Regions from separate parts of the Mus musculus genome. Here region 2 is linked to region 1. The links are chromatin loops, found by intact Hi-C in ENCODE. Cell type or tissue: gastrocnemius. All regions are shown on one strand. Links, peaks and the distances in the headings refer to the core of each region. The heading gives the core; the rest is flanking DNA. Region 1 holds the start of Ppdpf (pancreatic progenitor cell differentiation and proliferation factor). Region 2 overlaps Rtel1 (regulator of telomere elongation helicase 1).

Evidence for each region. Peaks named below come from ENCODE experiments on the same cell type or tissue, not always from the same donor. Only the 100,000 strongest peaks of a DNase experiment are listed, where the experiment ranks them.
Region 2: a loop joins it to region 1, with 12 times the contacts of the local background. A loop is called at or near these places in 26 of 42 quality-filtered maps.

Annotation. Positions count from the first base shown.
Region 1 is chr2:181,182,573-181,190,901 of GRCm38, reverse strand. It overlaps Ppdpf (pancreatic progenitor cell differentiation and proliferation factor), which reads right to left and starts at 3,655. Exons shown (of 5, transcript NM_001356427.1): 1 at 3,448-3,655; 2 at 3,166-3,237; 3 at 3,016-3,093; 4 at 2,802-2,898; 5 at 2,398-2,720. The coding sequence starts at 3,220. The coding sequence ends at 2,603. It overlaps Gm24892 (a small nuclear RNA gene), which reads right to left and starts at 7,390; the gene lies at 7,287-7,390. In gastrocnemius, for the core only: a CTCF peak has its summit at 3,610; DNase peaks (open chromatin) are centred at 3,151, 3,507, 4,150, 4,535 and 2 more places; H3K4me3 peaks cover 2,488 bases; H3K27ac peaks cover 3,280 bases.
Region 2 is chr2:181,329,878-181,338,206 of GRCm38, reverse strand. It overlaps Rtel1 (regulator of telomere elongation helicase 1), which reads right to left. Exons shown (of 34, transcript NM_001001882.3): 8 at 7,330-7,414; 9 at 3,230-3,295; 10 at 2,161-2,314. Among named protein-coding and RNA genes, the nearest start is that of Rtel1, 14 kb to the right of the region's middle. In gastrocnemius, for the core only: a CTCF peak has its summit at 3,956 (motif pointing right); a DNase peak (open chromatin) is centred at 3,966.

The DNA.
Region 1 (8,329 bases), core at 282-8,281:
TGTAGAAATTTCCGGAAAACTTGGTATATCTAGGAATGTCATTGGTTATATTCCTGTCATACTTGAAGCCATGCCACAGAAAATTGTTAGCTCCTTAGCTGAGGCTTAATTTTCTTTCACAAATGTTTACTTTGACTCCTGTAGATGGAAAGTGTCTACCAGCTGTCTCAAACTTCTTCCAGATGTTTACATCCGACAGGTGCCCACATTATCTTAGAATCACCTGTCTCAGTGTTTCTATACATGAAGCTGGTGGGCTCACTGCCATTTCTAGATAAGAATTCATTATCAGTGGACTGATGTTTTAATTTTTTTTTTTTAAAGATTGTATTGAAGGCAAGTTTATGGGCCCCAAGGATTGAGGCCAGGACACTCTACATGGAGAGGGTGAGGGGAGAGAAAGATAAAGGGCTCGAGAGCTAAATTTTTTTTTAAAGATTTATTTATTGATTATATGTAAGTACACTGTAGCTGTCTTCAGACACTCCAGAAGAGGGAGTCAGATCTCCTTACGGATGGTTGTGAGCCACCATGTGGTTGCTGGGATTTGAACTCCGGACCTTCGGAAGAGCAGTCCGGTGCTCTTACCTGCTGAGCCATCTCACCAGCCCGAGAGCTAAATTTTAAAAAATGACTTTAAGTTTTGCTGGTTCTGAAGTGTTTGCTTTTTAAAGGAAATCTTTTCGCTGTCTCCAGCTTACTCTGTGAAAGGTGAAATATGTATCTTTTATCCCCCTGATTTTCTTTTTTAAGAACCTACAGTGTTACCAGGTACTCTGCATTTGCATGTCAGTCTGATGACAACAACAGGGGTTGTTCCTAGGGTGCCATTTTGTTGTTGTTGTTTTGAGACAGGGTTTCTCTGTGTAGCCCTGGCTGTTCTGGAACTCACTTTGTAGACCAGGCTGGCCTCGAACTCAGAAATCCACCTGCCTCTGCCTCCCGAGTGCTAGGATTAAAGGTGTGCGCCATTTTTTAAAGAAAGGGTCTCTCATCGTTAGCCTAACGAGCCCGTACCCCCAGCACTGAGGTAGAAAACAATGCATCTAGCTTTTATGGGGATTCCAAAATTCAAACTCAGGTCTTCTCATTGGCAAGGCAAGCCTTTGCCACCTGAGCTTTCTCCTCAGCTCCAGGTAGACTGAGTAACTACTACAGTAACTAAGGGTGACATCATCGTAGTAAGGCCTTGTGGGAAGAACTGGCCTGGTTCCTAGAATGCCTTACTATGAGAAGGGCTGACTTTTAGAAGCCTCAGGGACTTTTCAAAGAGGGAGCTACCCAAACCTACAGGTGCTTCTGGCAAAAACCTTGTGGTACAACTTGGATGTGGCAGCCTGACCTGAATACACTTTCTGAGAACAAAGTCCTGGCACCACAAACAAACACAGGTGCCTGACAGCACTTGTAAACATGTCAGCCTGGCTTTGCTGAGATTGCAGGGCTTGTTCCAGAACCTACAGTGTAACCAGCCCTAGGCCTATCTCTTCAGAGGGTTATCACTCAAGATCAGAGTAGATCCCAAAATCTTTCCTTTACTATCATCTTAACGTCATTCTTTATACTTCTGATTATTCTCTACAACTTTTCTCTAACCCTTCTGCAAGTCACTAAAATACTCACTTCTCAGCTTTGCCAGCTGCAGCTGTACATCTGACAAGACTTCAGAGAATCCACAAAGGGGAAGGGAAGATGGAACCACTCTCCTTGCCGCCTGGAGCTGTTGGCTGTCCCTAGCTTCTAGCTGACAAGGAGCAGCTCTGTGAGCTTCATCTGGCCTAAGTAAAACTCATTTCCTGTTCTGAGTCCACCAAAGGGGAAAAGAGCCTCCTCCATTGGACTACTTGTTTGGGAGTTAAGGGCAGCCTTCTTCAAGCTTTCCGGATACCCTGAGGGCAGGCAGGAGGGAGGCTCAGCAGTCAGAGGCACAGGCTTTAGTTCCCTGGGGAGAGTGCAGCTGTTTACCAGGTGAGGTAGCAGAAAGGCTTGCTGAGCCACACCTAAGACTCCACCCTAACCTTGCCATTTCAGCCACCCCCCTCAGCTCCTATGCCCTCTGACCTAGAGGCTAGACTTCCTGTGTTTGTAACCCTCTTTCAGTCTGAGCTAGTATCCCCAACCTTGGGGAACCAGCCGTGCAGCAAGTAGTGGGGAGGGCCTGACCCAAGATCACCCACCAGGTTCCTGTGTAGGAACTGAGAGCTCCCAAACTCAGCCAGAGGCCCAGCTTCCCCTGGACTGTCTACCTGGGGCCAGGCCCACTTGAGAGGGTATCTCACCAGATGCAGGGGTATCACTGGGAAGGGTCTCAAGGAGCTGTCAGGAAAGCCTGGGAGCAGTATAGCATCCAGCAGGAAGCAAGGCTGGATTCAGTAATGTTTCAAACATACCAGGGGAGGGTGGCTGCTGTGAGTTTATTTTCTGCTTTGTGCCAAGACACAGTTATGGGGTCAGGAAAGTTCAGTGCTGTGAACCAAGAGGGGGCTCTCTCCAGCTTCTACTGGTTTCTCTTGTTCAGCCTTCCTAGTTTACAGGGAGGGTCGAGAGGGTAGGCACTGGCCTAGCACCACTTCAGCTTGGGCAGGCTGCAGATTCTGATAGGTCAGGAAAGGTCCCTGGGGTTGGTCTGGCCAGAATGGATGACTGGCTGCTGCTTCATGGTTTCAGGAGTCAGGCCACAGGTCATCGGGCTTCTGGAGACCTGGGGGGATTCTGCCGAGCTGTAAGGAGAGCATAGGTCACTGGGTCGGCATTTGCTTTAATTGGGGCCACCCCCACAACCACATGGAAGATGGACTCACCGCTCAGGAGACTCCAACACTGTAGTCATGAACGGGAGTGTGGATTTCCCGAAAAAGAAGCTGGCCCACCAGTGGCCCGGGTCGGCTTTGGGAAGACCTGAGGAGCAAAGGAGGGTCACGATGGGGTCAAGTCCTTCTCCACGCTACCCATCCCCCACCCCACTCCGCCTTAGGACGTGAACTCTGCCCTTCCGCTGGCTGGTTCTGCACTTACCCGGGGACTGGAGCACGGCGTCCCCAGGGTACTCGGCACTTCCGCCGGAGCTGCTGCTGGACGAGGAGCCCAGGCGTCCTGGGAAGGGGAGGCGGGTCAGCCACAGGGCCCTGGGCCAGCCCTGGGCGGGGCTGGCGAGGGGCTACTTACGCCGATAGTAGTCATGGGTAGCCACGAGCGAGCCGCTGGAAGGGATGGCTGCCATGCTTCAGGACCGAGGCGCTGCGGAGACGAGAGCAGAATGTGGGCCCTGGTCACCGCACACCGGAGGGTTCCCCGAGTCTCCCGGGTCCTGACAGTGCCAGGTTTCCAAGCGGCTCCAACCAGCCCGGTCCGGCTGCGTGGTGAGACAAAGGGGCTTTGTCTGCTCCTGGCCCCAAGAAGACGCGCCTCCCCCACCCCACCGCCGGCTGCCTTCGTCACTGCCCTCACCTCGGCGGAGAACCCCTTCCTTGCAGGCTTCGTTTTTAGGCCACCAGGGCGCTAGGCCGCGGAGCCCATTTGCAAAGATAACCCACGAAACACCACTTTAGGACCCACGCGCGCTATGCGCACGCGCGTACTTAGTAGCTTTCCTGCACCGCAAAAGACGCACCACTGGGAGGCGGGGCGCGCGTCAAAGCCCCTCCCGCTTCACAGCGGGCCCACCCATGAGACTTTTGAGCTCCCCTGATAGACCAGAAGTAGCACGAAGTGGTCCCGCCCTTCCCTATTAGACTCCACCCCGAGCGGAGCAAGAATCCACCCTACCTTCTGCAATGCTAGGTTCTGCAAAGTTCCACATTGGCCCTAACCTCCTTGATCAAACATCTGTGGTTTCGCTCCAGTCGAAACCAGCTCTGCTGCTTTTTTCCTGCCTGGTTCGGACTCGAACCCGGATAGAAGAGGTTAAAGAATCTCATGTGCCCCTCAGTCTGTGCCACCCTCTCGGATGTGGTCTCATGTAGTACAGCCTGTTTGGTGTTCTTGTTCCCTTTACTTGGGGCTGCCCGCTGCTTTCGCTGGTCCCCGCAGGCTTTATTTTCCACGTACCTCACTCCGACCCTTGACTGAGTGGATCTGTTTAACATAAGTAAGCACAAGCTGTTGCCGCGCACCTCCCTACCATCGCAATCTCTGTTTTCTGGGCTCACTGGATGGTGCCTGGAGCCCCCAAGCGGTCCTGTAGGGAATAGCCTGCCCTTGGTAAGCTGAGGAGCTGTCTGTCTTTCAAGTCCTGACTCGCATTGTTGTTCATCATTCCCAACCTGTGTTCTGTTTGGAGAGGAGTGATGGAAGACAGACGAAGCCTTGGGGTCAGAGAGAGCTCTAACAGAGACAGTCTCTAGTAGCTTCCATTGTTGGTCGGAGACTCATGTTTGGGGGGAATCAAGTTAGGGCTGGCCAGCATGCCCTGCCCACCCTTCCCTTCCTCAGCAGCCTGTGTTCTGTCAGACCGAGAGGATCATGAGCCAGCTTCGTGCAGCATGCTTCTCCTATAACCAAAGATGCTGGACTTCATTGGAGGCTCAGGGAGAACCGACTAGGCTGAGGCTAGTAGGATCCCAGGAGGAGGCTCTTGTGTCGCCGAAGTCTCAAGGCTGCTTGGCTGGGACCCTTTGCTTGGATTTGTTGAGACCTACTCTGTGCAAGCATTGATCCAGGCTCGGGAAAACCAGACAAGAAATGGTCCAGTAGGGGTGCTGGTTTAGAGATCATAAAGGAGATGGGTAAGGTGTAATGAAAAAGAGGTGGGGGCAGTTGACATGACAGCAGTACAAGTGAGTAAGGCCACTGATAAGGACCGTCCTGGTGACACCAGGAGGGTGAGACTTCTGTCTTCATAGTGTTATGTACTTCAGATTCTATGACTTACCCTGAACTGTCCTGGTCAAGTACATGGGCATCTCCAGTGGTTATTAGCTATTTCCTGTAGTGAAAATTCCCTCTGAAAAGAAAGTAAAGGATATATGCCTAGTTCTATTGCATCTTCTTATGCCTGCTCTTTTCTGAAGGGAAAGAGAGGAACAATGGATCTGGGGAAGATGGGAGATGGGCAAGGTCAGGGAGAAGGAGAAAGGGAGGCTGCTGTGGGGATGTATTGCATATGAGATGAGTGAAAAATAAAACCTCCCAAGAATACAAGGACTTGCTGATGATTGCACACGCCTTTATCCCAGCACTTGGGAAGCAGAGGCAGGCGAATCTCTGTGAGCTCGGAGCCAGCTTGGTTTACAGAGCTAGTTCCAGGATGACCAGGGCTACATAGAGAAGGCCTGTCTCGAAACAAACAATTACAAGAGAGTTCCAGGAACTCACAAGAGATTTACCAACACTTGCCACACTCTTCTCCAGGTTATATAAACTGTAACTGATTGCTGGGACAAGGGGACGCTCCAGCATAGTAGACTGCAACCAGGAAACTCAAGCAGCCTCCTTGACTTGTCACTCAGCCTCATATGAGCCTTGTGACTGAGCTTCTGAGTCACCTTCACTTTTGTAAGTGACCCTTACATCTTAGTAGTTTACTCATTGTCATACAGTCTGTTGCAGAGGGACATCATGGCAGCAGGAACATGAGGCAGCATGGTCATGTCTGCAGTTAGGAAACAGAAAGATGATGGCTGGTGCTCACCTCACTCTCCTTTTCTTTGTTTATTCAAGAATGCAGCCCATGGGATGGCACTGTCCACATTTGGGGAATGTCTTCCCACCTCAGTTCCAATCTAGAGACTTCTTCACAGACAACATGTGCAAAGGCTCATTTCCATAGTGGCTCGAACTCCCATCAAGTCTGCTAAGATTAACCACCAAATACCCACGCTTCCATCAGTAATTCTAGTAAACTCATTGGTTCACAAGCTAGACTTGGAATTTCTTCTTTGGTCTGTCATTAACGTCCTGCCTGCAGTGAACAGATACTTGTTGTGTTCCCCAGGAAAAGCTATGTAACACCTGTGTGGTTCAGACAAAGGCCAGAGAGACCAGGCTGAGGGGAGGGACTGTCAGGATTCAACTGTAAACTGGTTTGGAAGAAGGCCTCGTACAGTTTGCACAAACTTGAGATTGGGATTGGAACTTAACACTGTTTATCTGAAGTGTGAACTATCTGCCCTGATTTGGAGACATGGTGGTTACTCAGCAGGGACACAGATGAGTCAGATATGAGTGTGGGCCACCTCTAGGGTTTCAGGCAATATATGTAGTACATATATACAGGGGTTTAGGGCTTCCATGGGGGGAGGGGAGGACAGGGCTGCCAGGGCTTCTGTTGAGACTGGTTCTAGCCTTGCCACCTGTTTCCAGGGTTGGATTATCTCTCTCTTCATCAAAAGGCCAGAATGCACAGATGTATTCACTGAAGAAGCAATGGCTGCCCTTGTTCCTCAGGAAGTAGAGGCTGAGTAAGACCAGCCTCACATTGCCCAGCGTTTGCAAAGTTCCAGAGTCTAGTAGGAACTATGGAACATTGGTCTATTAAGGAGGTCAAGCCTGGTCCCACCTCCTGTTTGGTGCAGAAGGAGGTGCCTTGTCCATTTCCAGCAGGAAATAGGATGTATGTAGCTTGTGGATGTCTTACAGCCTGTGCTATGCTGTCCTGGAGATACGCAGCCTCTCTGAATCTGCTCTGTGGGAGTAAGGTTGGGTCCCACCAGGGGCCTTTCTGGCTGTCTCAGGGATGGACAGTTTAGAGGTATAGTCCTCTGCTGTGTTGGACAGGTTAAGGCTGCAGATGTGCTGTGCCCACTTCCTGCCAGGTGTTCTCCCTACAGTATCCTCTTAGGAGCAGAGTTTGTGATCCAGATGGTGGGTCAGCACCCAGGAAAGGAAAGAAGAAGTGCCATGAGAGTTTCCCACACTGGGGCAAGCTAACTGCTTTGCTTGGATGGATATGCCTGGGAGAGGCTTCAATGGAGAGGCTCACAGTGGGGGACCAGCAGCTGATTATCCCCAGCTGGACAAGAAGGCCTTCTGTCTCTCCCACGCCACCCTTGGCTATGATCTGGGTCTCCCTAATCATCCCACCTCATTCTCAGTGTCAAGATCAGCGTCTGTAGTAGAGTCTGAAGGGAGCGTCTTTCATCTGTCTGCCTGTCTGTCTGTCTCTCTCCTTCCCTCACCCTCTCCCTCCATTCCCCCTTCCTTCCTAGCTAAGATGAGTTCTCACTCTGCTATCCAGGCTGGCTTCAGACTCTTGAGCTCAAGTGAATCTTCTGCTTCAGCTTCCCATGTGCAGAGGGCCCAGGCATGTACCATTACGCCAGCTCTGGGATAGTCTTAATTTTTTTCTTGTAAATATGGAATAATTCATGAATTTGCATGTTGTCCCTGGGCAGGGGCCATGTTAATCTCTGCATTGTTCCAATTTCACTATATGTGCTGTCGAAGCAAGCATGGGATAATTTCTTTCTTTAAAGTAGAAAAATGCTATTTGATGAGATGGTTCAGCACTCTTGCCTTGCAAACTTGGTAACCTAAGTTAGGCCCATGGATCCCACATAAAAGTGGAAGAAGGGAACTGACTCCACAGAATTGTTCTCTGACCTCTATACATGCTGGTTAGTGTGTGGACAGAGGCCATGGGGCTTTGTCCTCAGGTCGTCCCTAGCATCTGTGCAGACAGTTTGCTATGACCTCAGAGTAGACACCTCATCCTTTCTTACCTCCTCTGAGGTTCCTAGTGAGGCTGGCTACATCACAGTCCAGCTCCAGATGTTGACCAGTCCCTGGGTCATGGCTCATATTGGAAAGCCACGGTTAGGAGCCCTGAAGTGTGACCTCCCACTGGCTGTTTGATCTGGCTAGCAGCTGACTTGCAGACTCCACTTCTCCTATGAATGACCACAGGTGAGTGGATACCTGTGGGAAGCCGCCCTCACATTCGCCGTTGCAAGATGGCGCTGACATCCTGTGTTCTAAGTGGTAAACAAATAATCTGCGCATGTGCCAAGGGTAGTTCTCCACCCCATGTGCTCTGCCTTCCCCGTGACGACAACTCGGCCGATGGGCTGCAGCCAATCAGGGAGTGACACGTCCTAGGCGGAGGATAATTCTCCTTAAAAGGGAATGGGTTTCGCCATTCTCTGTCTTGCTCTTGCTCTCTTGCGCTCTGGCTCCTAAAGATGTAAGCAATAGAGTTCTTGCTCTTGCTCTCTTGCGCTCTGGCTCCTAAAGATGTAAGCAATAGAGCTCTTGCTCTTGCTCTCTTGCTCTCTGGCTCCTGAAGATGTAAGCAATAAAGCTTTGCCGCAGAAGATTCCGGTTTGTTGCGTTCTTCCTGGCCGGTCGCGAGAACGCGTGTAAGAGATACCTGTCAAGTAAAAAGGATGAGGTC
Region 2 (8,329 bases), core at 160-8,159, 150 kb before region 1:
GAAAAAAAAAGAAAGAGAAAAGAAAAAAGCTGAATGTGGTGGTCCACACATTGGAGACAGAGCTAGGTGGATTTCTGTGAGTTGCAGGCCAGGATGGTCTCCATAGAGTTACAGGACAGCCAGGGTAGCCTTTCTCTCTCTCTTCCCTCTCATCTCTTCCCATTTCTTTCTCTTTTCTTCTCCCCTTACCTGTTTCTTGATTACAGACACTCTAACTGCTCAAGCCCTTACCATCACAAAGTCCCAGCTATGATGGATTATCCTCTGAGAATGTGAACTAAGATGACCCTTACTTCCTTAAGCTCCTTTGGTAAGGTATTTTGTTATGACAAGGAGAAAAGTAGCTATCAGCATTTAGACACGTAAATGACAATCAACTGAGAATCAACTCAAACTTCCAAATTTGAAATGGGGATGTATGTTAAGCATGATCTGCTTTTCCAATATGAACAGTGTCACCACAGAGCTGAAGAATCTTTATAACACTGTTTCTGCTACAAAATCAAAGGGATGAGAACTGGAGATGGCGCAATAGTTAAGAGCACTTGACTGCTCTTCCAAAGGTCCTGAGTTCAATCCCCAGGAACCACATGGTGGCTCACAACCACCTATAATGGGATCTAACTATGTCTTTTGTTGTATATGAAAAAAGTATATATATTGTATATGATCATACACATAAGATAGATAAATAAAGGGCTGAATGAGATAGCACCATCTTGAAATCACTAATAATTAATGAATTTAGGTATCAAGTAGCTGCAATGTTACTATAAAAAGGGAAGGCGGAAGTAACCAGGAGCCATCAAGAGATGATGAATTACAAGTTGGGTAAGAGATCAGTTATGGTTGTGATGGCAAATTCTCTTTGATTGGCAGCAAAGAGTGCCCTGAGTGTTCAGTTCATCACGTACCTCAAAAACAATGTGTTTTCTTTTGTGTATGTGTGTGCTGTATGCACATATGCCTGTGTGTATGTACATGTATATTAGTACCTTTGCACACAGAGGCCAAAGGAAGACATCAAATGTCTTTCTCTATTGCTCATTAGCAGAATTCCCTTTAAACAAGGTTTCTCACTGAACCTGAAACTCAATGTTTTGACTAGGCTGGCCAGTGAGCTCCCAGGATTCACTTGTCTTTATAACACTGTGGTTACAAGCACAAGCAGCCATAGTTGATTGTGTGTGTGTGTTTATGTGTGTGTGTGTGTGTGTATATATATATTTCCTGTATCTGTACTTTGCTTTAAAATTAAATGCAGGGCTGGGTGTGGTGGTGCATCCCTTTAGTCCCAGTACTCAGAAGGCAGAGGCAGGCAGATCTTTGAAGCCAGTCTGATCTAAATATCAAGTTCTAAGACAGCCAGGACTACACTGAGAGGCCCTGTCTTAAAAAAACAAAAAAAAAAAAACAAAAAACAAAACAAAACAAAGCATTAGCTAGGAAAAGACATAGACATCAGAAAAGAGTGAAAGAACTAAGGCTGGGGATATAGCTCAACTGGTAGACTGCTTACCTAGTGTGCACAAAGTCCTGGGTTTGACCCCAGCATCAAATAAACCAAAAATGGTGGCCAGAGTTTATAATCTCATCATTTAGAAGGTAAATCAGTAGAACCCGAAACTAAAATTTGTCCTTTCTTTCCTATATTAAGTTTGGGGCCAGCCTGAGCTACATAGAACTCTTGTTTCAAAAAAAAAAAAAAAAAAAAAAAACAAAAAAAACTGGAAAGCAGTGAAAGTATCAGATGAGTCAGTCCTCCCTGGACTACAGAGCAGTTAGACAGCACTTCTTACAACTACAATGCTTCACCCGAGGGAAGAGGGAAATGTATAAAGACCCGGGAAACGAACAGAATTTAAGTGCCCTTATTCATGGGGCCTGCAGTCTTTTTTTCAGACAGGGTGTAAGCAGTCCTGAATGTCTTGGAACTCACTAACGTAAGCTGAAGTATTTCCTTGGTTTATTAATGGTGCCCTATCTGGTATTAACAGACAGAAAGTCACACAACAGGTACCCTGAACTAAGTTTCTCATGCCCCAGAATGCTATCTCAACAAAAGATAGTAGGAAGACCAGACCCTGCTCTTACGCAGGATATGTGCCCAAGATGCCTCTAATAGACTGAGTCTACTTAAGTCCTTAGCCATAAACTTACCTGAGCTGGACGTGTCTACAATGAACTCCTGTTGGAGTTCACCCTGCTGAGTCACCCGGGCTTGTTCCTCCAAAACCTGGTTGATAATCTCCAGTCCTGAAGCCACATCACGGGGAGTCAAGTCAAAGGAGGCTGACTCCTCACATATCTTCTCCTGAGGGCCAAAGCAGACCTGTGTTACAGCAGAGTGGGACAGAATGGGGACTCTAGGAAGTGACTGAAGAAGTCCCCTGAGCCCCAGCTCCTAGTCTATAAAGTAAAGTCAAAGTTGGTCCAAGGAAATTCACTGCCCAATCCAATATTTTAGAAAATTATTTCACTTTGAGTTGCCAAAATTCTGCTATTGGAAAATTTATCAGCAAAAGCAGTTATTTTGGCATCAAAAGTCAGATGATACCACCAATCAGCTCCATAACCCCATAGCTGCCTGGAGCCAAGTAGGAAATAAGGTCCTGTTGTGGGAAGACCTGGCTCTCCATCAGTCTCATCGCAGGCTCCACAGCAGCTAAGGATGAGGCTACTCATCCTCTGAGGTCGTTCTACATAGCCCTGAGTAAGCAGGGCCAACAGACACAGGGGTGGTGGCGGTGGTGGTTGTCACTGTGATCATGTGCTGGTGAAATGGGACAAAGAGAGTCAAGGGGGGGGGGGGGGTGGCGCACTCCAGAACTATTCATGATGCTATTGCTACCAAAGATGAGAAACTGTCTCCACAGAAGTTTCCTAAAGGTCAAGTTAAGTAGTCTGAAGAGTAAAGACGTGCTGGAAAGACAAAAGTATGGTACAAGAAAAAGCAGAGCCAGGCTATCCCTACCAATTGTCTAGAAAGGCACAGGCCCAGTGAGAGACTCTGGTTTGGACTCTGTACCTAAGGGCACATCTGAAGCCCCACTAGCCAGACTCTGGCCCAGGTGAGGCAACTGATGAGCACCTGAGAGAGGAGCAGCACCTAAGGTTGCTTGGTCCCAAGAACCGCACATGCTGCTGGATCCAAAGTAGGACTGCTCCAGAAACACCGAGAAAGCTGGGGAGACAGGAAGTACTTAACATAGAGGCCAAGGGGACTCACCACATTGTGAGCTTCATCAAAGATCACAACTGTTCCCTTCAGGTCAATGCTGTGCGCCTTACGACTCTACAAAGAAGGGAAATTACCATGAGCTGAAGTCATGTGGGGCCAGCTAAGAGTGCAGACAGGAAAAAAGGGAACCTGAGGCAGATGGTGCATCATAATCAGGTACCACACATTATGGAAGAAAGAGCAAAGGCTCTCATACTACACTATGAGAACTGGCTCTTTCTCCAGGCGGACTGTGAAAAGCAGACTCAGTTACCTGTCCAAGTCTAACCAAAGTTGGATGCTTGTGGCCATCTATACTAAGAAATTGCTCACACAGCACAAAGCAGTATATGTTACAGTCAACAGGATGATCAGGTAAGCCAGCTGAATGGCTAGGTAGGAAAAGGCACTTGCCTCTAAGTTTGATGACTTGAGTTCAGTCCCTGAAACCCACAAGGTAGAAGAGAACTAAAACTATGAGTTAAGGGTACAGTTGTATTCTCTTCTGTCTTATTTTATAACACTAGGTACCAAACCCTTAAGTGCTCTACCACTAAGCCTGAGCTGGCCTTGTTCTTGTGATCTTTCTGCTTCCGTCTCCTGAGTGCTGAGATTACAGGAAGGCATTACCATGCCTAGCACACATCTTTTTTTTAAGATTTATTTTTATTTTATGTATAAGGGTGTTTTTGCCTATGGGTATAATCTGTGGACTATAGTCACGCAGTACCCACAAAGGCCAGAGGAGGGTGCCAGATTCTCCTTGAACTACACTTAGAGCTCTGTGAAACACCATACAGGTTCAGGGAAATCCAAAGTAGGCTCTCCAGAAAAGCAGTCAGTGAGTGCTCTTAACCACTGAGCCATCTCTCCAGCTCGACATCTAGGGTTTTTTTTTTTTTTTTTAAAGATTTATTTATTTATTATATGTAAGTACACTGTAGCTGTCTTCAGACACTCCAGAAGAGGGAGTCAGATCTTGTTACAGATGGTTGTGAGCCACCATATGGTTGCTGGGATTTGAACTCCAGACCTTTGGAAGAGCAGTCAGTGCTCTTACCCACTGAGCCATCTCACCAGCCCGACATCTAGGTTTTGATAGATGTGGATTAAAAAAAAAAAAAAAAGCCGGGCGTGGTGGCGCACGCCTTTAATCCCAGCACTCGGGAGGCAGAGGCAGGCGGATTTCTGAGTTCGAGGCCAGCCTGGTCTACAAAGTGAGCGCCAGGACAGCCAGGGCTATACAGAGAAACCCTGTCTCGAAAACCCAAAAAAAAAAAAAAAAGATTTATTTATTGATATATGTAAGTACACTGTAGCTCTCTTCAGACACACCAGAAGAGAATATCAGATCTCATTATGGGTGGTTGTCAGCGACCTTGTGGTTGCTGGGATTTGAACTCTGGACCTTCAGAAGAGCAGTCAGTGCTCTTAACCACTGAGCTATCTCTCCAGCCTCAGATGTGAATATTTTACAACCAGTATTCTACTCCCTCAAGAAGAATGTAGCTTTGAGCGGGGCAGTGGTGATGCACGCCTTTAATCCCAGCACTTGGGAGGCAGAAACAGGCAGATTACTAAAGCCAGTCTGATCTACAGAGTGAGTTCCAGGTCAAACTCTGTCTCAAAAACAAAACAAAACAAAACAAAAAAACAAGGAGGAGGAGGAAGGAGAGGAGGAGAATGTAGCATTTCTGAGACTCACTTCTCACTGCTGGCAGTTTCTAGCTTCCCACTTCTGGCAGTGGTCAGTAAACTCCAGTGACTGTATGCCTGAGTCACTGGATTAAGGACTTTCTTTTCCTAGAAGGGAGCTACAAGCACACACTGTTGACAGAGCTACTGCGTGATCACCATATCCACCAGCCACAGTTGGTACCTCCGACTGCCCCACACCTCACACTTACTTCTACCTTTGCTGCTGATGCTGTTGTTACTTTGTGGCAGGGAGAGTGCCTGTGTGCTAAGGTTCATAGGTAGAGGTCTTAGGACAGTCTAAGGGTTCTCACCTTCCAACATGTAGGCCTTAGGAACTGAACTCAGAGCATCAGGCTTGCTTGGTGATAAGCACCTTTACCAGCTGAACTATCTTGCCAGCATGCTTTGTTTTTTATGTATGTGTGTGGTCCTGTGATTGACTACCTGGGCTCACCAATGCTAGACAAATGCTCTACCAGTGAGCTAAGTTCCTAGACCCTTAAGTCTCTTTAATTGCAGCCATTTCCATCAGAATACAGTATCACTTCCTGTAGTTTGGGCCTGAAATGACCTTGTGACTAGAGCAGTTAAACCCTTCCACAAACCATAAGTGGCCATTCTGTAAACTTCAGAAAACTATCTACTCAGGTTTCTTAGAAGTGAGCTGGACTGTTCAATTCTAAAAGCCTTTGTTCACTGTAGATCCAGGTCCTTTGAAAGGCTGCAGCATTTCCTCATTTTCTGAAACTTGCTTTTTTTCTTTAAAACCATGTTTTGAAGTTTTTATTAACTTTAAAATGCTTACAGCTGCATATTCCATTTTTTTGATAAAACAGAGAGCGAATATATGCATAGTGTAAAGAAACACTGAAATTCTGACCTATTAGAATCTTAATAGGCACATCAGCCATGAACTCTACAACGCATGAATAACTAAATCACTTACCTTTTCACGGAGCATGTTCAATGATAGAAAATAAAGTTTGACCCTAGTACCTGTGTGTGTGTGTGTGTGTGTGTGTGTGTGTGTGTGTGTGTGTGTGTATACGTACATATGCATATAACTTGAAAAAGTAAATATACACACTATTCTCAGCTAGAATGCTAAAAAAATTTTTTTAACTAACAGTGGGAAGATCAAGATGTTAGAAGGTAAGGCACGCTAAGACCCCAGCCTCGAGTTCAATCCCATGAGAGAACCAAGTATTCCAAATCATCCACTGACCTCCACACATGCACAGTGGGTCACACATACATACACTCAAACAAAAATAAATTAGTACTTTACAATTTTCTTTTAAATTTAACTGATAAAGCCAGGTGTGATGGCCCACGCCTTTAATCCTAGTACCCGGGAGGCAGAGACAGGTGGATCTCTGTCAGTTGGGAGCCAGCCTGGTCTACAAAGTGAGTTCCAGGACATGGCTGTTATACAGAGAAACCTTATCTCAAAAAAACCAAAACCAATACTCTTGAAAGGAAAAACTGATGTTAGAGTTTACTAATCTTCTCTCAGAGTGTGATAGCATACACCTTTAATTCAGGAGACAAAGGCAGACAAATTTCTCTGAGTTCAGGCCAGCCAGGGATACACAGTGAGACCCTGTCTCAAAACAAAATAAGACTTTAATTTTTCTAATTCTTTTAAAAAGCCTAAGCTTGAAATTTTAAGTCTAACTTATTTTGTTTTGTTTTTCAAGACACTGTATCTTTGTGTAGTGCACACCAGGCCTGCCTCTGCCTCCCGAGTGCTGGGATTAAAGGCATGCGTCACCACGCCCGCTTACCGCAGTGATTTCTAACCTAGTTCTTCAAAACTGTCATGCTAGGGCCAGCGAGTTGGCCCAGCAGGTAAAGGTACTTGTCTTGTCTTTACCAGATCACTGAAGCCTTCTTTCTGTCCACTTCCGCTATCCTCAACCATTCAACAGCATCTTCTGCTATCTGCTCTCCCAACTCCAGGTACTAAAATCCAAGCTCTGTAAGAGGTGCCTAAGTAGCACCACACACTAAGTTCTTGATGTATATTTACCATAGGGATTAGAAGCAAAAGCTGCCCACCAGGTCATTACTGACACCAGAGGTTACTGACCCTGTCCATGTGGACAGCTATGGGAGCCAACAATGTCGGTATAGTGTTTGCCTAAACATCCATAAAGCCTTGGGTTTTTTCATTCTCGTTAGCCTGCCTATGCCGAGGTTGCTCAGAAAGAAGAACTCATAGCTCTAAGCTATTCACAACTGCATCTGGACAGGTATTCAGTCTAATCAGTGATTAAAAAAAAAAAAAAAAAAAAAAAAGAGGCCTCTTGCCCACATTTTCTCTCTGAGGACCTAATAAACAAAGGTTCATGTGGCCCCCTCCAAAGCCCAAGGATAACCCTGGACATCAGTAGCCATCAGCTTCTCACCTTAGCATCCAACAGGTAATTGTATGGCATAAAGATGATGTCCGCTTGCTGTTTCATGTTTCGAGAAAGGTAGTATGGGCACATTCTGGGGGTAGAAAGAGACAGGAGACCTGTAAGTCCTTTCACAGGGGTATCCAGAGAGTACAACTATTACATGAGTCACTGCGCCCTCAGGTAAAGGAGGACACTCTCATTCTGTACACAGAGCCTCAAGGGAACTGGAAACTGGCATAGAAGGGCAGCCCATGTGAGCTTCACTATGTGAAGCTATCATTGTCTAGCACACAGGAGGGAGAAGTCAGCAGACCTCTAATCAGGCAAGCATGACCTTAAAAATGAGTTCAAAACTGTCATGCTGGGGCCAGCGAGTTCTGGGTCACCTAGGAGTGAGACCCTGTTTCAAAAAAACAAACAACAAAAACCTAACTCCAAAACTTGATGGGATCAGGGAAATGTCTCAGGGATATTCTAAGTTCAATTCGTAGATTCCATGTAAAGTTGGAAGGAGAGAACCAACTCCACTGTCTGCTGTCTGCTGATATCCACACCAACCATCCACACATAAATAATAATGGTCTGAGAATGAATGCCGCTCAGTCAGCAGAAGGCTTAGCTAGCATGTGCAATCCCCACAACCATATAAGTCAGACCTGCCAGTGCATGCACCACCTCAGCACCCAAACACTGAAAGCAAAAGGTCAGTTCAAGGTCATCAATACAGAAACAGCTCAGAGAGGAAAGTACTTCCCATAGAGGCATGAAGAACACAGTCCAGGTCCCCAGAATCCATAGAAAGCCAGATACTGTAATCTCAGAGAGGTGGGAGGCAGAGACAGGAGTTCTCAGACAAGTTAGCCCAGCATTCTCAGGGATAAACAAGGTAGAAAGCAAGAACCAACATTCAAGGCTGTCCTCTGACTGTCACACATATGCCACGGCACCTATACACCCACATGCATTATCATACATACATACACAAACATTTTTTTACAGGGGTGGG